2 separate regions of the Homo sapiens genome follow, and region 2 is linked to region 1. A link is a loop called in an ENCODE intact Hi-C map of the cell type or tissue named here. Cell type or tissue: Caco-2. All regions are shown on one strand. Each heading gives the region's core, and the rest is flanking DNA. Links, peaks and the distances in the headings are about the cores only.

Region 1 (12,250 bases), core at 2,177-10,176:
CCAGGCAGGATAAACAGGGTCCTGTAGATCACTGTAAGGTCTTTCGCGTTTATTACAACTGGAATGGGGAGTCACTGCAGACTTGGAAACCTGAAGCAACATATCCACTTCTGATTTGAAAAGGATCCCTCTACTGTGGGGTTCAGACCAGCCTCCATGGGCCAAGGGAGGAAGCAGAGAGACAAGTAAGGAGGCAATTCCAGAAAAAGCAATGGTCCCCTAGACCAGGACAGTAGCAGTGGAGATCGTAAAATATGACCGGATTCTGTATAAATTCAGTATTAGGAAAATAGAACCAGCAGGATCTGCTGCATTGGATGTGGGTATACGAGAAAGAAAGGACTACAAAGATGACTCCAAAACTGGGGCAATTGGAAGAATCACATTGCCTTTATCTGAGACAAGCAAGACTGTGGGATCAGCTTTGGGGTTTACGGGAGATCAGGAGTTCAGATTTTCAGATCTGAACATAGAAGATGTGAAGTAAACAACTGGAAATGCAAGTATGCAGTTCAGAGGAAGAGGTCTGGGCTAGAGATAGAAATTTGAGCCAGCATTCAGATAGTATTTAAACCAGGATACTGGTGAGATGACAAACGGCAACAGTGGGGACAGAGAGGAGGTCCAAGGACTGGGTCCTGGGCCCTCCAACGTTAAGAGGAAGAATCAGCAAAAGATAATGGGTGGGAAACCAGGAGCGTGTGGGGTGTCCTAGAAGCCAAATGAAGAAAGAGTCATGGAGGAGGGAGTGATCAGCAGTGTTGATGCTATTGAGAGGTGGAATAAGGTAAGGACTGAGAACAGGCTACTGGATTTAGCAACAAGGAGGTCCCTAATAACTTTGACAAGAGCAGTTTTACTGGACTGGTAGGGGGTCTGCCTGATTTGAGTGGTCTTAAGAGGGAATGAAAGGAGACGAACTGCAAATGTTGGTACATACAATCTTTGAGGAGCTCTTTCATAAAGGGGACCAGAGGAATGGCGTGGTAGCTACAGAGACAGGTGGGATCAAAGTAAAGTTTTGCTAGAAGAAAAACAATAGCATGTTTGTAAGCGGATCCACTAAAGGGGAAATCATAGGGATGCAGAAGAGAGAAGGGAGGTGACTTTGAGTAAGTAAAGGAGGATGGGTACAATGTACACGGTTAGGGTGGCCTTGGGTGGGTTCTGGTTGAGGATAGATGTGGTATTGAAGTTTCTGGATTCCTCTTTGGTTTGCTTCAATTTTCTTAGGGCAAGAGTAGGCAAAGTCAGCCGGGCATGGTGGCTCACACCTGTAATCCCAACACTTCGGGAGGCTGAGGTGGATGGATTGCTTGAGCCCAGGAGTTTGAGACCAGCCTGGGCAACATGGTGAAACCTCTTATCTACAAAAAAAAATACAAAAATTAGCCAGGCGTGGTGGCACATGCCTATAGCCCCAGCTACCCGAGGGTGGGAGGATTGCTGGAGCCCAGGAGGCGGAGGTTGCAGTGAGCCATGCTAGTACCGAAAAAATGGGACGCTTAAATTCAGATGACAGAGGGGCTGCCACCATAAACAATGACCTGGTCTAGCCAGAATATACCCACCACACTGGGAGACAAGATCACTAGAAAGAGAACTTAGAGAAATTAAGAGGACAGAGTATTAGAAGGATCATCAATGTTTACACCCAAATCACTAAAACAAGAGTAACTTTTAGAGAGAGTGACAGAGCTAAACTCACTGAGAAATGAGAGTGAGCGGTGGAGGGAGGGAGTGACATCTCACCAATTAGGTTGAGTTGGTGATGCAATCCGATGGCAGGAGATTGCAGCTGGGGAATCTGGTCTGAATGCGGAATGAGGAGCAAAGGGCCATTATCTCTCTCTCCTGTAGTAGGAGAGGGCTGGGAGAAAAGAACCCACACAAAAGGCAGTCACAACAAACATGTCTACACTTTGACAAAGAAATTTCTTTTGATGTCAGAAAAAATAAAGCACTGTGATATCCATTCCACCTGAGCTTGATGAAGCCCAAGTTTCATTAATTAAAAAAAAAAAAAACTGAGGCAGACTGTTAATTAGTAATCTATGTCTGATTATTTGCCACTTTTAGCAACAAAAGGGAAATATTCATCAACAAATAAAAATACATTATATGCAAAACTGGGTCAAACATTATCAGAAATTTTGCCCTTCAAACTTTGTGTCTTCTCAACCTAATTCTAGCAATCAGGTCTTTTGTTTGAGTGGCTTTAAGGCAGTAGAAGTAAAGTAAGGACCAGAATTTGAGTTACAGCAAAAGTGTGAGACCCTCAGTTCGTGCCAGCGTATTGGACTGCCAATCTAATTTCAGAAAAAAAGAAACATTATGAAGACATAACCCTATAATATGTCACTCTTCCTCTAACAAGACTTAACTTTTCATTAAGTCATAGGTCTCCTTTGAGAATATAATGAAAACTGTGGACCCTTTTTCTAAGAAAATATGCAGAAACACAAGTGTAAAAACTTCTGCACATATTGCAGGATTTATTGTTAACCTCTTCTCTCCCTCCCCAAACACCCAGTCAGGCTAGGTAGAGTAATATCTGCAAGGGGGCTTCCTATGCCCTTGGGAGATAAATACAGTCAACAACTGCGGCATCAACTAATAATATCTACTAAAAAATATTACAAATCAAAAACCACTTCTTAATTCTTCATCTTCCGCTGCCGTCATCTACCATCCAGATGCTCATTTTAGGGTCAGTCAAAAATATCTCAGAAAATACAAAGATAAATAAAATATGCAACAGTTCTTGATTTTTTTTTTTTTCAACAGAGTCACACTCTGCCACCCAGGCTGGAGTGCAGTGATGTGATATTGACTCACCGCAGCCTCCACCTCCCAGGTTCAAATTATTCCCATGCCTTAGCCTCCTGAGTAGCTGGGACTACAGGTGCGCGACCCCATGCCCAGGTAATTTTTTTTTTTTTTGTATTTTTAGTAGAGGTAGGGTTTCACTATGTTGGCCAGGCTGGTCTTGAACTCCTGACCTCAGGTGATCCGCCCGCCTCGGCCTTTCAAAGTGCTGGGATTCCAGGCATGATCCACCACACCCGGCCTCTTGAATTTTTAACATTATCTTGCAAAGAGCTCAAAAAATGACTCAGGAAAGTACTCAAGACTCCAGCTGCCAGTTTTCAAGGGCAGACCCCAGCCCAAGCCAGTCTCATACATGTAAGAGAAATATATATATTACATATTTTTCCCAGATATCTCCAGGCACCTCAAAACTCAATCTAGAACTTCACTTACTATCCCCTTATGCACTGCCCTCTCCACAAAACCTAGAAAGAAAGGCTTCATTTGCGAGTGTTAAAGTCAAAAACCAGGCTTCTCTCTCCATCCCATCCACCACCCATCATCTGAAGACCACCACCATGTCCTATCAGGTCTGCCTCCTACCTAAAGCTTCTAAACTCTCCCCTCTCCTCCTTCCCAGCTACCTCAATCTCAGTTTTGGCTTCAATACCTCTTATCCTCTAACTGTGACAGCCACCCAAAGGTCCTCCAGAACCCCAGGCTTGCCTCATCCAGCACACACCCCACACCATCCATGCTCCACGTGGCTTCTAGAGCACCACTCAGAAGAGCAAATCTGATCAGATCAGCCCTCTGCTCACAAGCTTTCAGAGGAAGCAAGGCCTTCCCAAACCAGGAGTGAGAGAGAGGAGGCCATCTCAAGTAACCAAAAACACAGAGAAAAGGGAAAATAAAACAGAAAGTATGTAACCTGATATTACAGCTACGGTTTGTGGTGTGTGGTGTGTGCAGGGTGTGAGGTATGTATGTGTCAGGGAAGTAGTTCGGTGAATACTGCTCCTAGAAATTGGAAGCTTTTTTTATTTAATATGTCATATCTTTCAGACATAGAAATAGACAATAATAGGCAAAAGAAAATGGTACAAGGTCCATGACTGCAGTGAATCTCCTATCCAGATCTGCCTTTCAGGCAAGGCAATGCACAAATTCATTCCCCCAGCAGCTGAGGGCTCATAGCTGAGCATCCGTCCAGGAACTGCCCTTGGCCAAGTTACCTTGCCCAGATTTTCACCTCACCTCCTTCCCAGGGTCAGCCAAAAGCCTACTGGTCAAGGCAAAGGTCCCCAGGCTCAACACATTGCCTCAAGTTGGGAAATCTCTGAAGGGCCATCCCAGCACCAGCATTCCCTATGGATCCAATGGTGGCCCTGCTGTAACTCAACTACACTTCAGCTTTTCCCTGGCCCAGTCCTTCTTCCCTCATTTCTTTCATTAACAGGAATTGTTCTCAAGTGCACACAAATCTCTGTCTCAAATCCTACTTCCAAGGAACTGGGCTTAAGACAGTCATCACTCAGTTCACAAATCAGCATTATTTCATATTAATTTAAGATTCTATTTCTATTTTCATTGAGGAATTAAATATTATAGATAAAACTGAAGAACCTCCTCTCTCACTATCTCTAAAGAAATCTAGTGTTTATAATTTCCATAAAAATTTTTGTATTTTGCTATATATTTATAATATGAATACATAAACACTGCAGGGCAATTTCTGCAGGTATATGAGCTTTATATACAGTACCATTCAATACATTGTGCAACCTGATTTTTGTTTGTAGTCAAATTGTTTTTAAGATTTATCTATGCTGACATAATTAGCTCTTTAAAATACAACCTAAATCAAATACGTCAAAACATTACCAGCCTGGCCAACATGGTGAAACCATGTCTCTACAAAACATACAAAAAAAATTAGCTGGGCATGATGGTATATGCCTGTAATCTCAGCTATTCGGGTGGCTGAGGCACAAGAATTGTTTGAACCCAGGAAGGGGAGATTGTAGTGAGCCGAGATCGCGCCATTGCACTCCAGCCTGGGCAACAAGAGTGAAACTCCATTTCAAAAAAAAAAAAAAGTCAAAACATTAACAGCTGATAAATTTCAAATGAGGGCACGAGCATATCTGATATATCATTTCCTGTACATTTTTTTAGATTGAATACTTCAGAATTTTAAAAATGATAAATATATAAATATAAATTTTTTTAATTTTAAAGCCCTTTCAAAGATTCACCATTATGCTTAGGATACAACTCAAACTCCTAAAGATGGCTTATAACACTCTTCTCAGCTTCATTCTCCAGCATCCTGCTTTAGCCATATTGAAAACCTCACAATTCTCACCTCCAAACCTCTTGTCATCAACTCCCTCTGTCTTAACAGCCTCCCCACATCCCCACTCATTCTTTCAGATCTCAGCTTAGATATCCACTCTTCCAAGATGCCTTCCTTGAAGCCCTGGGATGTCAGGTACCACTCCCGTGAGCTCACACAGCAATCTGTGCTGTTTTTACTTTTACAACTGTGTAACTGCCTGTTTAATCTGTTTTCTTAAATTCCTGTGTACCTGCCCTCTCTAGGTGACAGACAGTCGACAACTGGAACTGTGTCTTATTCACCATGCGCCAATCCACAAGCCTAACATGTTGTAGAGGCAAGGCAACAAAGTACTATGCAAAAGTCTCTTACCGGCCAAAGCAAAAACTTGGGTACCACCAAGAGACAACCCAAGAATGCTTGCAAGTGTTTACAAATGAGAGCTTTTGTTTTTTCTTGAAGGTTAAGGGAACCACCATTTCTGAAATATCAGCATATATAGTAGATTTTAGTTATCCACTGAATGTAAAGAAAGATGAACTTACAAACAGTATGACAATAACAGCCTCTTCTTTCTTCTATTCCCAAAACCTCCACAGCAGAGCATCACATTAAGGAAAGCATTTGTTACCTGAATTATTATAATTTCTGAGCATCCCAGCTTTATTAACTGAACTCCAGGGCCCTTCTACCACTTAAGAATTCCCTAAATGTAAGATATTTCTCAACATCTGCTCCTAATTTATTTTTAATTTGCATTTATTCTATCCTATTTGTTGAAGCTGAAATTACTAATAGAGGATGGCATTATCTTCACAGCATCACATTAGACTACTCTTTAATTAAAGTTCCTCTGAAGTAGTTTTCCAAACTCTTTTAGTATATAGATTTTCTCTTAGCTGTGCAAGAGTTTTACCTTCATTTAAGATGAGATTAACATTACCTTTCTTTGCTACTTTTTCAAAGAACTGTTAATAGTATACTGCATAGACATGAATAAACCATCTCTTTTCTCATTTTCATCAACTTTTTCCTAAAGCATGACCCTTCTCTCAGAATATATATAGAAAAAAATACAGATCCTATTGCAGCTGAACTGAATTTGAAGTTCCCCATATAAACTGACCAAGAGGTACTGTGAGAAAAACAGCAGTAGTCAACTTCAGTAAGAAGTAGAAGTAACTGTAAACGGTTAAGAAATTGATCAAGAAAATTCTAGAGAAAAAGCTAATAACCGAAAGTGTTGAAAATCTGAATTACAGTACGATTTGAAAAACTACATACCTCATTGAAAACATAAAGCAAATCCCACCAAGGTGAAGTTTACATTGCGGCTTTATAGATACTGTTACTAAAAAGTCCCACAAAGGTGAAATTTACCTAGAGGCTTTAAACATACTGTTACTAACTAACAAATCCCACAAAGGCGAAGTTTACATTGAGGCTTTGCACACCCTGTTACTAACTGCTAACCACTTTTCACATCCTTTCCCCTGCTCAGTCTCCTCTTGTACCACTCTGGTCCAAGTCCTTATACTCCTTAACCTCAATTTTTTCACAACTCTTACCTGTTCCCTGCCTCCCCCTAACTCTGCTACCTTCCAAATCTATCTTTCCTGCTGCCAGCCAAGTTATCTTTCTGAAAAACAGTTCTGAGCTAGTCATTAACTCACCTAAAATCCTGTAGTGGCTTCTTACAGGGAAAGATCAAATAAACCCTGCTTCAAAAGGGCTTTCGAAATCTGACCCCAGCTTCTCCCATCATCCCCATTACCCCAGCCACACTCAGTTACCAGGGACAGACTTCAAATGCCTTGCTCTTTTCTCATCATCTGCAATGTTCTTCCCACACTGTCCACAGCGTTGCCTCTTACACATCCTTCAAGGCACACCTCAAATTCCTTGCCTCTTTCACGCTCTCTTACTCAAACCTACCCTCATTCCAACCAAAGCAAGACATCCTTCCTCCCTCCATGTGTCCCTGGTTTGTGTGGGGATGTTTATTGATGTCTTTCTTTCCAACTAGCCTGAGAGCATCTTAAGAACAGAGGTGGGTCTTGCTTATCTCTGAGCCCAGCATCTAACAATGAATGAACAATAACCATTTGCTGAATGAATGAGGTATGTATGTAAGCAAGTGTAATTTTTAAAACCATTAAAAGGCATAGCAAGTCTTTTTTTTTGAGACAGAGTCTCACTCTGTTGCCCAGGCTGGAGTGCATTGGCACAATCTCGTCTCACTACAACCTCTGCCTCCCAGTTCAAGCGATTCTCCTGCCTCAGCCTCCCAAGTAGCTGGGATTACAGGTGAGTGCCACCACGCCTGGCTGATTTTTGTATTTTTAGTAGAGACGAGGTTTCAGCATGTTGGCCAGGCTGGTCTCGAACTCCTGACCTCAGATGATCCACCCACCTTAGCCTCCCAAAGTGCTGGGATTACAGGCATGAGCCACTGCACACGGCCACAAGTCTTTGTTAAGCACTTACTGTGTGTGTGGAGACTAAGCTAAAGGCTAGCATCAGAAAGTCAGATGAAAAAAGGCATATAGACATACACAAGCCAGAAGGGCCACAAACAGAAATGAAGAGTGAACACGTGGGAAAGATTGATTCTGGCATGCAGATAGCACAGAGAGCAGAACACCTGGTGGCACTGATGCTGATGTTTTAAAGATGGAGGTTGCAAAACTGGGGACGCAGGGAGAAGGAGAACAATCAAGCCCAGAACACAAAACAAGCGAAGTCACAGAGGTAAGAAAAGGACCATGGGCAGTCTTCACCTGGTGCCCTCTGCCTCCTTCATGGTGGTTTTTGGGGCGAGGGGGAGGGTGGGGCAGTGCTGTTAGAAAGTAGGATGGTGGCCATGAGCAGTGTCTCACGCCTGTAATCCAGTATTTTGGGAGGCCAAGGCAGGCGGTTCACTTGAGGTTAGGAGCTCAGGACCAGCCTCGGCAACGTGGTGAAACTCCACTTCTACTAAAAATACAAAAAGTAGCCAAGCATGGTGGCAGGCACCTGTAATCCCAGCTACTTGGGAGGCTGAGGCAGAAGAATCACTTGAACCTGGGAGGCGGAGGGCTGAAATTGAGTCACTGCACTCCAGCCTGGGCAATGGAGCAAGACCCTGTCTCAAAAAAAAAAAAAAAAAAAAAAAAAGAAAGAAAGAAAGATAGGATGGCATGAGACTTCCCTAAATGTCTCCCTTAGACATATATGCAGAGAGACCCCCTCTCTGAGCAATCTGCCTTGATGCCAAGGCCCTCAGAATAAGGTATGTCTGACACCAAATGCCCAACAAGGCTGCCCTGAGACAGCAAGCATATGCATGTGTTCCGAAAACACCAACACTCTTCTAATTTACAACACGTTACGTATCTTGAAAAAGCGTATGCAAGTTCAAATAATTCAAGTCAACTCTGATTTTTCTATACAAACTATCAAAATGGGAGTTAATATATAATTAAGGGTCTGATATGTTAACATTATAGAACTGGCCATTGATTTCACATGTAAAAACACAAAAGTAAACCTTTTTATATTTGCTAATACGGCATTTTCTAATCACCTAAAGGAACTAGATGAGGTAACAGAGTAAACTAGAACACACACAGTTTTATTTATGAGCCCCCCACCGAAAAAGCTGGGCTTTAGGGTAAGTCCAGGAGCCTTTAACACTAAATAAGATGGAGATTCATCCTCCCACCCCTGAGACAATATTTACATTTTAAATTTTAAAAGATAATATAATTTCAAAACTGGCAATATAACAATCACTTTAAGAAATTGGTCATATACAACTTAGGACCAAATGTTGTTTTAAAGTCTATTTGCTTCGGGGTATTTTATTACTTTTATTTTGCAGTTTCTTAGTTTCAAATAAGAAAAGGCTTCCTCCTGTTTCATGAAAACTTACTCCACATATGAACATGGCCAACCTCTGCACCAAAGTCTCTGTTCTAACATAGATTACCAGCCACTCACACCTTTCCAGTGGCTCCCTTTTTGATCCTTAATCTTAAAACTGCCTGAGGAGCAGGTCTCATTAAATTTTGAGATGTGATCTCAAATACCACACAATGATATACAAAGAAGCAATTCCGTATCTCAAGTCACTCTGAAGGTTATTTTATCAAAGAAGAAATAAAGATCCCTTCCTGTATCTTCAAAGAGGTAAAAGATTAAAGCTCAAAAGACAGGTAAATAACCCCAAAGATCTGCAAATAACTCAAGGTCTATAAAAGGTTTGGGGTTTGTTATTTGACTTGATTTGGTTTGGTTAACTGAATATAAGGATATCACAAGAGGCCGGGAACCATGGCTCATGCCTGTATTTCCAGCACTTTGAGAGGCTGAGGTGGGTAGATCACTTGAGGTCAGAAGTTCGAGACCAGCCTGGCTGACATGGTGAAACCCCATCTCTACCAAAAATACAAAAATTAGCCAGGCATGGTGGCACACACCTGTAGTCCCAGCTACTCATGAAGCTGAGGTGGGAGAATCACTTGATCCTAGGAGGCAGAGGTTGCAGTGAGCTGAGATGGCACCACTGCACTCCAGCCTGGGCAACAGAGCAAGAGGAAGACTACGGCTCAAAAAAAAAAAAAAATCACAAGACTTTTGGGCTGTTTTTACAGATCCATAGGGAAAATGCTACGGTGGTCTATGTCACTTAACTCTTTAATTCATCTTCACATAAAAATCACTATACATCTTTTAAAATTCACTCATTTTAAAGAATGGTAGGCAAATTATTTCAAAAGCAAGCATAGTTATATTAAATATGTCACCTATTTAGAATTAAAAAACAGGGAGGCAAATATTAATACATATATAATACATTTCTCTAACCACCCCCCCTTAAGATAAGAAAACTAGCATAGAGGTTGAATGTGAGGAGTTTTTTTCCCACCATGATTCAAAAACACGTCTGTCTTTGAAATAATGTAATAGAAAATATACACAATACATTTTTATAATGAATGCATCAGCGGACTCTAAGCTGATGCATTCCCTAGAAAAAGAGTTCAAGATGTGATGTTACACTCACAGCAAGAAGACCTTGAACACACTGCAGCAATAACTAAGGAGCGCAGTGGAGAAATATGTCGGCACTAGATATATTGGTATCATCTTCTGGTTCAATGGGCCAAAATAAGAAATGCACCAGGTTTCATCACTCTCCTGACCCACTTTCCTCACTTTTAACTTCACCCAACACAACCCAAACTCTTCAAAATACAGTGTAAAAGAAAAAATGCCCAACATCATGAAATCTATTATCTTTTCAAATTATTTAAAGGGAAGTGTTTATAAGTAGAAATAATAAACGTTGTAGCTTTCCTTGCTCCTCTAAAATGCAGATCATTTTCACTTTGGTTCTATGACTTTTAAACCTGCCTTCCTTGTCTATAAATTAAGAGCACTAAAGAGAATAGCCCACAGAACTTGTTAAAACTCCAGATGCTGGGACCCCACCCCACATATCTGAGTCTGGACCCAGAAGGGTGGTTCTGACATAAAGCTTGAATTAGGAACTCCATATGTGAGAAGCTCAAAACCTAGTTTTCAAAATAAAAGCATGTGCATAAATCTACATATTGACTGGATCAATGTTAAATAACATGACTCACACGTAGCCTTTGAGGGGCAAGTGAACAAATCAATTAGTATCAACCTCAAAATGTTATTTCCTGCACCAAAAATCTTTTGCATATAAATATTGTATACCAAAATCTTAATTAGAGAATGGAGTTGAAGAAATTTGCAAAAATTAAGACTATGAAATTAAAGAAAAAGATCTAAAGAGATCATACTTTTGAAATTATACAGATGTGTTAATTTCAAAGCTGTACCACTTTAGAGACACAAAGTCATATTTTTTATTGGATTCCTCTGCTACATCAGAAATGCCCTTATATGCTTTTCTCTACACTTTGAAAAAAGATTTTGTTCCATAATTAAATGTTAAAAGGATTGAACTGAATGTAACTAGCCACCCGTCCACATACCAAAAAAGGCTCATTCGAAAATATTCACACAAAAAATGTGACTCTCATGCTCTATGTGTTGTTGAGCTCCACTGCTATGAAAGACAGATCTGCATTTTTTTTAAACTTAATTTCTTAAAAGTGAAGGTGAGGTTATACCACTGTAAACCTTAATCTTAGCTGCCAGATGCGCATACACAGACATTTCCCTTATGAACCGGGCCAAGAGAATGTGCTTCTGATAGAAGAGCCCCACAGGATATTAATAAACGTCAGGTATTTGGTTGTTTAAAGGCACAAATGCAAAGATTGGAAAACCACATGGATGCTGGAAACTACCTGCTTCCTGGAATTGACATGTGCAAATCCAGTGTCACAGGAAGTAAAAGCGAAAGGACTGGGACCTGGTTTCAATTTCTCAGTCCAAGAGCCATCATCTCGAGAGTAAGTATACATTAAGAACTCATACTGCCTCACATTTCAAATATTGAAATAAGTCTATTTATTATTAAACAGTTAAGGCATATAAAAAGATAAAAATATAACATAGTAAATGTCTATGCCTCCACACAATTTAAGGGGAGAAAAAAAAATCCAGCCAATGCATCTGAAACCACTTCAGCAGAGTACCCTTTCTCCATTGCTTTAGATTAAATTTTAACTAATATTTACAGCTGCTCAAATAGTCTTGCATGTTGACTTGTTCCCAGAAAAATCATCATATCAGCATCTAGTTCAAACTTCTGGGTACAAATAAGGTTCAATAAAATTGAGTTCTCTGTTCTGTCTATATAATTAACGTACTTCCTTTGCTTAGAATCATCCTCAGCAATTCACGTTTTCCAGTCGGGAATGGATCTCCTCTAAAAGTTTCACAACCATAGTAACAGGTCATGAGAATCACATTAATACAAAAAAACTTTCTCATGATTGCACTACTTCAGCATAATGAGGTAACAACATGGAGAATATCTTTACAAGCAGGACAAGAATAGCTGCCCTTCTCTGCCAGAGTTGAATTTCCATCAGGGTTACTGTCTATCACTACAAATCCCCAGGGCTCATGGAAAAAAACAAACCTGCTCAAAGACCTCCCTTCAAAGCACAGGTA
Region 2 (12,250 bases), core at 1,540-9,539, 160 kb before region 1:
ATAAACAAATAGCACGGTAGAGGGAATACAATAGATGGTTCTCATTTCTGCTTTTGGATGCCTTTTTATCTGAGAACTCAAGACAGTCCCCGTTCAGCTCCAATATTTCATCCAACATTTATTAAGCACCTACTATATATATAAAATCCAGCTACTGTGTATGGCGATAGGGGTTCAAAGACAAATGTGAAAGCAAACATTTTGCAAAGAGAAAGAGACTTTAGAGAGAAGGTAACATTGGAACCAGGCCTTAAAGAATGCAAATAAGGGCCAGGTACGGTGGCTCACGCTTGTAATCCCAGCACTTTAGGAGGCCCAGGCTACGGATCACGAGGTCAAGAGATCAAGACCATCCTGGCCAACAAGGTGAAACCCCGTCTCTATTAAAAATACAAAAATTAGCTGGGGGCGTGGTGGGGCACCTGTAGTCCCAGCTACTCGGGGTGGCTTAGGCAGGAGAATAGCTTGAAACTGGGAAGCAGAGGTTGCAGTGAGCCAAGATGGCACCACTACACTCCAGCCTGGCGACAGAGCAAGACTCTGTCTCAAAAAAAAAAAAAAAATGCAAGTAAGTAGATGCAATTTTAGCTTTTGAGCTCCAATACCAAAATCATTGTCATTTCTTTCCATAGGTGGGCAACTGCCATGTTTTTCTCTGGTCTTCTACTGATTACATGTTCCCAATTCCTTCCATGATGTCTGTAGGACATGATATTTAGGTATTGCTCACTACTCTGATCAACACGCTCTGGAAACTACATCAATTTTTAATGTCCTTAAAATATGCCACCCAGAACCAACTATTCTGATCCTTATAATGTTTGAATTGATCACAAAGATCTAACTAGTTTATATAAGGTTATCAGAGATTATCTCAAATACTTTGGTGAAATCAAGACTTGCCAAGAATGTTCATTTGTGAGCATTATTTGAACTAAATGAGAGAGCATCTTCAAATGTGAGATGTTATCACTCTGTGTATCTAATAATCTAGGCTTCCTCCTCCAAAAAAAAAAAAAAAGAAAAGAAAGTAGTACTTAAAGGAAATGAGTCTGGGCAAGGCCTATTATTGGTATCCATGTTGATTCCTGGTGACCACGACATTCTTTCCTAAGCACATATAAGATCTCTAGTCGGTTATTTATCTTACAGTTTGGCTAGGAACTGACATCAAACTTACTTTATATCTTCTGCTTCTAAAAACTAATGTTTCCTCTTAATTAGGACATTCCTCCATCTCCATTTTTCTGGTAATTTCTCACAAGATTATGACGTAAATGACCCTGAGATCAAGGGTAAAAATCCCACTTGGGATGTAGATTTATGCATCTGGAGGAGCTCTGAGTGGTTTTGCTTGTGGTCCTAAGTTCAGGCTCTAAAGCACTCTCAGTAATGACTATTCTATACTTTGTAGTTTTGAAGGCCATTCTCTGATGAAGATGGCAAGTAAAAAGTGCTTATCTAGCTAGGTTTCTCTGTGTCTTCCATTAATATTATACCATCCTGTCTAAGCACTTCTGCATCTCGTTTATTCTTGGCACAGCTTTGAAAGCCTTTCAGTTCCATTGCACACTTTCCCCAAGCTGCTTCCTCCTCTCTTCTCCAGCCTGTCTGACACTATTCCCACAGGTCCATGCTACCCTTATATATTTTCAGTTGGTTACAGGTCACTTCTGTGTTTGCTCCAGCATTTCAAGGTCTTAGCATAGAAGGCTTCTTGGGAAGACATGCTCAGGACGGGTAGAGTGGGGCATCCAAAAAAGACAGAAGTGCAAAAAGAGAGAAAGTGTGAATACATTCACAGAGTTCATAAAATGACTTTAAAAATTCTCCGTTTAACTTGTCACCACAGATTCTTGCACTGCTAATCTCCATTCTGCACTTTTAAAGAATGCATTACTGCTGTATAACTGGGAAATTCATTAACTCTAGTTTGAATAAGGAAAACTGATAGTCTCCTCAGCCAAAATTTTCAAAATTTATATGGAAGCATTATATTTCAAGGAAGTTTTAACCACAATTGGCTTTGACTTGAGTAAGTGGCCTTAACTACTCCAGTCACTGGCATATGAGGAAGTTTTATGGCCTCAACAGCCTTCCCTCCTCCCTCCTTCCCACCCTCTCTCTAATACACGCAGACCCATCAGGGCACATGCAATTCACATGTATCTGTTCCTTCTCTCCCTCTGACATGAGAAAAAAAGAAAGAGAAAAGAAACAGATCCCTCTCCCTCTCCCTCTCCCCCTCCCCCTCCCTCGCCCCCTCCCCCTCCCTCTCCCCCTCCCTCTCCCCCTCCCTCGTCTCCCTCTCCCCTTTGCACGGTCTCCCTCTGATGCCGAGCCAAGGCTGGACTGTCCTGCCGCCATCTCGGCTCAATGCAACCTCCCTGCCTGATTCTCCTGCCTCAGCCTGCCGAGTGCCTGGGATCGCAGGTGCGCGCCGCCACGCCTGACTGGTTTTTGTATTTTTTGGTGGAGACGGGGTTTCGCCGTGTTGGCCGGGCTGGTCTCCAGTTCCTGACCGAGAGTGATCTGCCAGCCTCGGCCTCCCGAGGTACCGGGATTGCAGACGGAGTCTCACTCACTCAGTGCTCAATGTTGCCCAGGCTGGAGTGCAGTGGCGTGATCTCGGCTCGCTACAACCTCCACCTCCCAGCCGCCTGCTTTGGCCTCCCAAAGTGCCGAGATTGCAGCCTCTGCCCGGCCGCCACCCCGTCTAAGAAGTGAGGAGCGTCTCTGCCCGGCCGCCCAGTCTGGGAAGTGAGGAGCGCCTCTTCCCGGCCGTCATCCTGTCTAGGAAGTGAGGAGCATCTCTGCCTGGCCGCCCATCATCTGGGATGTGGGGAGCGTCTCTGCCCCGCCGCCCTATCTGGGATGTGAGGAGCGCCTCTGCCCGGCCGCGACCCCGTCTGGGAACTGAGGAGCCCCTCCGCCCAGCAGCCACCCCATCTGGTAAGTGAGGAGCCCCTCCGCCCGGCAGCCACCCCATCTGGGAAGTGAGGAGCGTCTCCGCCCGGCAGCCGCCCCGTCTGGGAGGTGGGGGGCGCCTCTGCCCGGCCACCCCATCTGGGAAGTGGGGAACCCCTCTGCCCGGCCGCCACCCCGTCTGGGAGGTGTACCCAACAGCTCATTGAGAACGGGCCATGATGACGATGGCAGTTTTGTGGAATAGAAGGGGGGGAAGTGTGGGGAAAAGAAGGAGAGATCGGATTGTTGCTGTGTTTGTGTGGAAGGAAGTGGACATAGGAGACTCCATTTTGTTCTGTACTAAGAAAAATTATTCTGCCTTGGGATGCTGTTGGTCTATAACCTTGCCCCCAACCCCGTGCTCTCTGGAACATGTGCTGTGTCCACTAAGGGTTAAATGGATTAAGGGCGGTGCAAGATGTGCTTTGTTAAACAGATGCTTGAAGGCAGCATGCTCGTTAAGAGTCATCACCACTCCCTAATCTCAAGTACCCAGGGACACAAACACTGCGGAAGGCGGCAGGGCCCTCTGCCTAGGAAAACCAGAGACCTTTGTTCACATGTTTATCTGCTGACCTTCCCTCCACTATTGTCCTATGACCCTGCCAAATCCCCCTCTCCGAGAAACACCCAAAAATGATCAATAAATACTAAAAAAAAAAAGGAAAGAAACAGACAGAGAAGCCATGTAGGCCAATGGATCATCCCAAAAGTGACAAAGGGAATAGAAGGGAACCTGTAAAGCCACACTATAATATTTTCACTACTAAAAATCCTGCATGTAATTCTAACCACACTGTGCTCTAAAAGAGACAGTGTGCCCATATAAAGAAATGCTGAGGTCTGACTACCAAGCTCAGCACCTGCCTAGCCATGGGGCCTTGAGAAACTAATTTTTCTTTGAGCCTTAATAACTCATTGTGAAACTGGAATCATAACAACTATCTTGTCTGGTTGTTCTGAAAAACAGAGACTCCCACATAGAAGAATGCACTAAATGGTAGCGATTATTATACTAAGATCTACAAAACCAACTGCTTTATTATGACCAAGATTGAGACCATAAAAGAGTTACCACATCCAAGTTTTGGTGTTTATGTCCCATCAGAGGCACCACAGGAATGAACAGCCAGGATGAGCATGTGTTTGCATAAGCATGGGTTTCACTTTTTTAATTGCTGCCAACATTAATGCTTGTTCTATCCTGTAACTGTTTCAAAGTAACTGTTTCAAATGGCTACTGCTTATATATCTGGCTAGACCTGGCCAAATACAGCTCATGGGAAGGAATTGGTACAGAAGGAAAGGCCCATCCTTTAGAAGTGCCTGGCAGCAGCAGATTCACTCGGCGTTTCCACCTCGTGGCACACCGCGCGGGAAGGGTTATCAAGTCCCAAAGATCAATGCTACCTACCACCTGTACCTGTATGGGTGAAGGCAGAAGACAGGGAGCTCTACTCTGCCTTCCACTCTCCCTATCTTATCTCCCCTTTCCCTGAGCAAAATATTGTCACAATCAACCTGTAGCAGATGTTTCCTGTGCTTTTCAAACATACCAAAAGTCTGCTCATCTTTAAGTCAATTCCACCACAACAAAGAGGTTGATTACAAAGATCGTCAAAGAGCTCACATGAAAATAGTGTTTCTCTGTCCATTTAAAAATTACTCAGCTGATGCACTTACAAGCTTCTAATCTACAATAATGACGATTTTTTTCTTCACCTCCATCTGCTTACAGAACACACGCATGCACACACACACACACACACACACATTTCTTTAAGGGACTTCAGTTCTTACAAACCAAAACGAAATATAAAAACTGTTAGTAAATTTCTAAAGCAAATGTCATTATTTCACATGCAAAAAAAAATAAACTAAGTACTAATCTGGGGCAGCCATTTCTCATACCTATTTTTACTCACAAATATTCAAATGAATATAAAATTACGAATACAGTATTTTTTGAAAATCAAAATATCAAATATTCTAGTATGGAAGGGTCAAAGTCTACATGGACCATCACTGCTCAAAAGCAATGATTTCTAAGCATTTCAGATGGGCAACAACCTGCTATGGGATCACGGACAAGGAACAGCAAGGTCATTAAAACAATTCCTCTGACCCTATCTCACCTCATTTCCCATCCCCCATCCTGTGACCTAAGGATGGAGGTAATTTAAAGCTTGGTAAATCTGGATTTAAGACAGTAAGATTGCAAGGTACACAACTACCTCTGGAGACTTGATTACAGCTAAATTCTTGGCATTTTCTTTTGCTCCTCCCCCATCTGTCGGAATGTCCACAGCTTTTTAAGACATAGACCAGAAAAAAAAAAAAATAGTGTGAAGCCAGAATTAAAACAGTAATTTAAGGCAGCCAGGTTCCTATTTTGTTTCACTTTATAATACTCAATAACCTCAAAAACACAACCTTGAAAATGTGCTCTCTCACTTAGTAGGGAAGACAAACAATGACACTGCTACTACACTTATTAAAAACTAATAAGGTTCTTAAATCTAAGGAAGGGAATATATGAATATTCCCTTCAGTAAAGTAAAATGTGTTCACAAATGAGAAAAAAAACTCAAACCCTTATGAGATAATTATATCAATTATATGTTACCTAAGAAGGGTTAAATCATCCGTACTAATATTACTCTTAGAAAGTATTGCATTTTTACCCTAAAATGCTTTCCAAAGTACTCTCAAAACCTGGTTCTGCCTGTTGGAGCTCCAGCACGCCCCCCTCCAGATTCCGGGTCAGAGCAAGTCCATTCATGTGTGCCTTTGACTGTTCAACAGTTGAAGGAAGAGGCATGACTACACAGGTGTCCTGCCACTTAGGATAACCAGGCTTTAGACTGTATAAATCCACTCTCACTAGAGAGGCCGGACACATCAATTACATTCACATCTGCTAACTTGCTCTATGCCTGACAGGGATCCAACCCTCAAAGAGCTCATGCCTCGTGGGAAGAGAGACACACATTTCTCACCATAATAAAAGACGGCCTGAGATGGGTCATTGTGAAGGTGTAAATGACACACAGTCGAATCACAGAGGAGGGAACGATTATCTAGCTATGGGTGTAGTGATGAGCTGGGCTGAAGACAGATGAGCAGACAGGAGGAGGAGGGATGTGAATTCCTAGCAAGTACATGACATTTTCAGAGAAAGGCAATAGTCTAGGATGGTCTTTGGTGACCCACCGTATTCTCCCCACCTGACTCAGCTCACAGTGGAGATGCAGGGAGGGCTTCAGGGCAAGAAAGGGACATTTTGTATTAATGGCACTTGGTATTAATTTGTATTAATGGTGAAGACAACCAGATCCTTTCAGAAGTACAACTCTGGTATTGGTGTGAAAGATGAATTCCAGAGAGAAGAGACAGGAAGTGGGAATCAGATTTAAAGGGTAATGAAATTTTCAGGGAAAGAGATTGCATGAGAGCCTGAACCCAGAAGGAAGGGCCTGGAGGAGGAGCCTGAAAAGGCAGGAGCGCTGGAAAATAGAAGACAGTTTTGTGTGTGCCTTGGGGACATCTTTCATTTCCCAGTTATACATAGGGCAGGAGCTCTTGAATAAGGAAAAGGAAGTACGTAATATGAAATACTTTGCAGCCCCTAAATCCAAAGATATTACTACTGGTGAGGAGAGATATATAAGCAGCCTCTTAGGATTTTATAATATGTTATCCCCATGATTCACATGAAAATCCAGTCAGTAAAATCAATAATGGAAAAAAGAAATACCCATTTCATGTATTTTCAAATGTTTTGTCACCTGGAAGGGGTATAGTAGTTTGTAAAAAGTAACAATGAATATTTTACCTCGTAAGTACAGGAATGGAGGTTATTGCTTTGGCATGGCACAAATAAAAAGAACTTAAGAATGTATTTGGGCATAACACAATGAATAAAAATATGTAGGTCCAATCTCAACATGCACAAAAGGAACCAGCTATGGAGACAAAGGAAATGCAGGCAAATGAGGAAAAACACTGCAATGCCAACAAATAACAGAAAACTGAAATTCGCACACAACTAACAGCCTCTTACAAATATTGAAGGATAGCAGAAAAAAGCAAGCACATGGCCATGAAAACACTTTCAAAGTTTAAATGTGCTGTATCAATGAAAGATGTTATTAAGTAGTGGGATTCACTTCCAAACTCTATCTGGACTATGGATTTAAATGTCCTTCACAGAGTTCCAATATCATTTCTTTCCACAGTGTGGGGGAAAATGATTGGAATTAGCAATATTTGTCAATTGTTCTTGTCTAACTTGTATGTACAAGGATCCACTGTTAATATTAGCTGCCCCCAGGAAAGAAAATGGTATTGGGGAAGAAAAGGAACTCTAAATGTTCACTGTAAGTATTTCTGTGGTATTCAATTTCTTCACAATGTGTAGGCTTCAAGTACTACTCATGTAATGAAAAATGCATTTTAAAAATAAACGAGTTAACTATTTTGTTCCTACAAAACATTATTATGAATTGGCATTGAATCTAAAACCTACTGTGCTTCATGCCTTAAAGACAAAAATAATTAAATGCCTAAAAAATCATATATCAGGTCATTGAAAAAGGGAAAACAATGATAATCTGCAAATAAATATTTATTATAATTATCTAATAATTTGAGGGTGTGGAATTTAAAGTTTTCCCAAGTAAATCATGAGTAGTTAAGTAACCAGCAATTCCTACAAAGCAAAAAAAAGGAGTTTTCTTTTGAATTTAAGATAAAACATGTATTTCAATGAAGAAGTTATACAATTAAGAAATATAGACACTGTATTCCTTAACCACAATCTTGCAGTTAGTACACAAGAAGCAAATAAAAAAAGTACTGGACATTACAAATCTGCTACTGTAACAACAAACACTTACATATCCAGACACACACCCTTGATGTTGGATATTTTTAATGGAAATAAATATTTCCAAGTGACCACTTTTAGTGCCTGGATTTGCTACATTAATAGCAACAACCCACCAAAGCTTAAAGCTGGATTACTATAACCACAGGACTCTTTTGTATTTTGGGAGAATATTTATTCTCTTTAAGCTCCATATTGAAATAGTAGCATACATTTAGCTAACCCTAAGATATACTTTTAAGAGTCAAAAGAAGACTAACTCTGAGGTTAATCTCCATTTATACTTTGGACTTAAATCTGAAAACAAAGGGATGATCTTTTGAAAAGATGGGGAATGTTTCATCTGGCATTGCTAAACTTTGGCACTAGTGACATTTGGAGCCAGATGATTATTTTGTTGTGAGGCTGTCCTGTACATGGTGGGATGTTTAGCTGCATCCCTGGCCTCTACCCACTGGAAGTCTTCTCCCACAGTTCTGACAACAGAAATGTTTCCAGAAATTAACAAGTATCCTCTGGAGGGTAAAATCACCCCGGTTGAGAATCACTGATAATACAATGCTGGGACCATAACCAAAAACTTTAGAATTATAGAAAAGGCCAATGCTCATTTTGAAAGCCGGGAACAATTGCAACTCATAATACACAACGAGAAGTGGGACCATCGCAAAGTAAAATGGGCCAGGCATGGTGGCTCATGTCTGTAATCCTAGCATTTTGGGAGGCCGAGGAGGGTGGATCACCTGAGGTCAGGAGTTTGAGACCAGCCTGGCCAACATGGTAAAACCTCATCTCTACTAAAAATAAAACCTTAGCCGGGCATAGTGGCATGTGCCTGTAGTCCCAGTTAATCAGGAGGCTGAGGCAGGAGAACTGCTTGAACCCGGGAGGCTGAAGTTGCAGTAAGCCAAGATTGCACCATGGCACTCCAGCCTGGGGCAACAGAGCAAGACTCCATCTCAAAAAAAAAAAAGTAAATGAGTCAAAAACACTAAGCCACACAAAACACATTTCTCTCCATAATTACTGGTTTATTTGAATGAGATCTCCATCTAGAACTGCACTTACACCTAGAGAAAAACTACCTCCTGTCACTACCATCACACACAGCTACCCACACACACACACAACCCCTCCATCTGTATCTTCTGCTGATCATTCATTGGAACTACCCATTAGTTCCTGAGTCAAAGAACGCCCCTCCAAATTCAGTGGTCCACTCAGAGAATCTGGCTGGATCCCTTCCACACTAATCTGTGAGGTCTTCCAGCTCCTCTTCTACCACGTGTTCTCTGACTTTGATTTTCAAAACATACATTTTCATTAATTTTTGTCTTCGCTTTCAATCTTTTCACTTTTTGGGGGCAATATTCCTTATGCAAATTTGCTTAGCATCTAAATCCAAATCTATATATATTTAGATCTAGATCCAAATATATGTAGATATAATATTTAGATGTAGATCCAAATATATGTAGATATATATATTGTATCTACATATATTTGGATCTACATCTAAATATATATAGATTCGGATTTAGATTCTCTCTATATAAATAAAGATGTATATGCATATATACAGAGACATCTCCCTATATATATAGATATATATCTACACATATTTGGATTTAGCTTCCAAGAGAATCTATCTATCTATATATATAGATAGATAGATATACAGAGATATATCCAAATCTAAATCTCCTATTGCTAATTTCATTTCATTCGTTGAAAAATATTGATTGGATGCCTTCTCTGTGCCAGGCATTGCTCTAGTTATGAGTACATCTTGGCATACATCGGTGAATAAGAAATTTAAAAAAGACAAAGATCCCTGACTGATGGGGAAAAAAAAAAAAAAAGACCAAGGTAAGGAGTCACTGGAGGATAGGAAGCCTTGCAGGGAGAGAGTGTGATTGGTTCATTCTCCACCCAGAACTTTCCTATTAAAATACCAGGTGACCTGGAAACTCTGCTTCTCCATCTTTCTCACAGGCAGAATGTTAAAATCTGACACTGACTTCTATTGACATTGACTCTCTCCTTATACATCCTCACATTTATCCTTTCCTCTTAAACTTTATCACTGCTGCATCTGTCAACATTTTCAGGTGTAGTGAAGGATCCTGTTTCTGAATTTTCATGTCCCTGGAACGATTTGCCTTCCCACTCTGACACTGTCAATGGCCTATCTCTGACTTTTGACTTCAAATGTCAAAAACCTGCAAAAAGTAGTTTCATGTATTCAGCAATTTACTACTACCTGGGCTATTTCTACCACCCCAACCAAGTTACTACTATAATCTAATCAACAGTCTGTATTTCACACAGGCCCTCCATGCCTGAAACATTATTTTGACCATTTTTAAGCAATTTTCTCTTATCTTCAAGGTCCAGTTTACTCTACTTTTGACTTTGCTTCCAGGCAAAAGGAAATAAATGTGCTCTCTAGCACATTAAAAGTACATCTTTGATAAGTCCCAACTTAAATACATAATAAATGGGGATCTAGAAAGAATGTAAAATATTTAAATAATAAATACGTGAATCTTATAAGATAATTACTATTTACCCCGTAATAAACTTAAACTCCCAGTGGCCTCTGGATTTACCTCAAAAGCTCTGAGTGTGAGAGCAATTTCCTCAAGCAAATGTAGATCTTTGGAAACCAAGACCTTTAGCTTGTTCCACTTTCCTTGCACATCATCAAATTCTTGCTTATATAATTTTTCTACATCAGGATGAACATTTTTCTCCAGAGCCTTTGTTTCTTCTGCAAGTTTATGTAATGCAGGTTTCTGATTCTCAAGGATTTCATCAAGGGTCTGGAAAAAGTTTTAAAAGATTAAAAATATGCACAAAAATGTGTCTGCACAGATATAGTAAAATGGGCTATATAAAGTCAAAAGTCACTTTAAAATGCATTAGAAAGCATTTTTATCTAAAAAGAACAGTGGGTGGGAGTGTGAATTAGTTCAACCACTGTGGAAGACAGTGTGGTGATTCCTCAAAGACCTAAAACCAGAAATGCCATTTGACCCAGCAATCTCACTGGGTATATACCCAAAGGAATACAAATCATTCTGTTATAAAGATATATGCACACTATGTTCATTGCAGCACAATTCACAATAGCAAGGACAAGGAATCAACCCAAATGCCCATCAATGATAGACTACTTAAAGAAAATGTGGTACATATCAACCATGGAATACTATGCAGCCATAAAAAGGAACAAGATCATGTCCTTTGCAGGTATATGGATGGAGCTGGAAGCCATTATCCTCGGCAAACTAATTCAGAAACAACAAAAAAAAATACCGCATATTCTCACTTATAAGTGGGAGCTGAATAATGAGAACATACGGACACATGGTGGGGAAAAACACACACTGGGGTCTGTTGGAGGGTGGGGCATGGTGGGAGGGAAAGCATCAGGAAGAAGAGCTAATGGATGCTGGGCTTAATACGTAGTGCAGCAAACTACCATGACACACGTTTACCCATTTAACAAACCTGCACATCCTGCACAAGTACCCCTGAACTTAAAATAAAAGTTGGAAATCAAAAAACAAAACAAAACAAAACATGAAAAACTCATGAAAAAAATAGGCATAATCATAAAAATTAAAGCTTTTTCTTCATGAGTTGTGTGTGGGCAATACAGTGTATTCTCAACCCTAAAAACCAAGGGAACAGCAAACCCAGTGTGGGCCAAGTGTGCAGTGCTCAATGGCTGCTCTCCTTTTCATCTAATAGCACAGAGCCATAAGGCTACTCAACTAAATGACCTCGGAAACATTCCTATTCGATGCAGAAAAAAGTATACATCAACACGTCAACTGATAGTCCTCATTTCATAAAGATATTTTAGCAGATTTTATGAACAGGTTGAGAATTTTAAGCTAATCACAGCAGAAGGAGAAAATATGCTTTTCTTCTATGAAAAAATTTTTAATAACTGTACTTTCTTTTATGTGAGGTCAAACTAACCCTCAAATCATAAACACATTTTTGCACCAATGATGAACAAAACTGACCAACTTTTTTTTTAATCTCTGAAAAAACATTTCAAAATATGTAAGAGGAGATATTAGAAGAAGCGCTAGAGTTCTAACATGGAAGATATATGTTACCTTTTTTTCTTGCAGGGCCTTCTCCACCTTGGCAAGATCATTAAGGACATTCAGAGACACCTGGGCCTTATTTTCTGAATCATTTAGCACATCTTTCAGTGTTTTCAATGTTTCCAGATATGCATGTCCAGGTTGGCCCTTCAGTTCTGTTTATTTAAAAATATTTAGTTTGAAAAAATCATATTAGGAACCAATATTATTACATAGACCATTATCCTAAATGAATTCCAATACATGGCAAAGGAGACCCCATGATTAA

Evidence for each region. A loop is a pair of places that touch in the nucleus more often than their neighbours do. Peaks named below come from ENCODE experiments on the same cell type or tissue, not always from the same donor. Only the 100,000 strongest peaks of a DNase experiment are listed, where the experiment ranks them.
Region 2: a loop joins it to region 1, with 2.5 times the contacts of the local background. A loop is called at or near these places in 3 of 110 quality-filtered maps.

The regions. Positions count from the first base shown.
Region 1 is chr6:144,297,595-144,309,844 of GRCh38, reverse strand. All of the region lies in intron 2 of UTRN (utrophin), which reads right to left. Among named protein-coding and RNA genes, the nearest start is that of UTRN, 18 kb to the right of the region's middle. RefSeq lists an enhancer at 3,637-3,756. In Caco-2, for the core only: no CTCF peak of the experiment used is centred there; DNase peaks (open chromatin) are centred at 6,944 and 9,484.
Region 2 is chr6:144,461,084-144,473,333 of GRCh38, reverse strand. It overlaps UTRN (utrophin), which reads right to left. Exons shown (of 75, transcript NM_007124.3): 22 at 11,992-12,137; 23 at 10,468-10,680. Among named protein-coding and RNA genes, the nearest start is that of SNORA98, 62 kb to the right of the region's middle. RefSeq lists enhancers at 1-329, 3,026-3,702. In Caco-2, for the core only: no CTCF peak of the experiment used is centred there; a DNase peak (open chromatin) is centred at 5,183.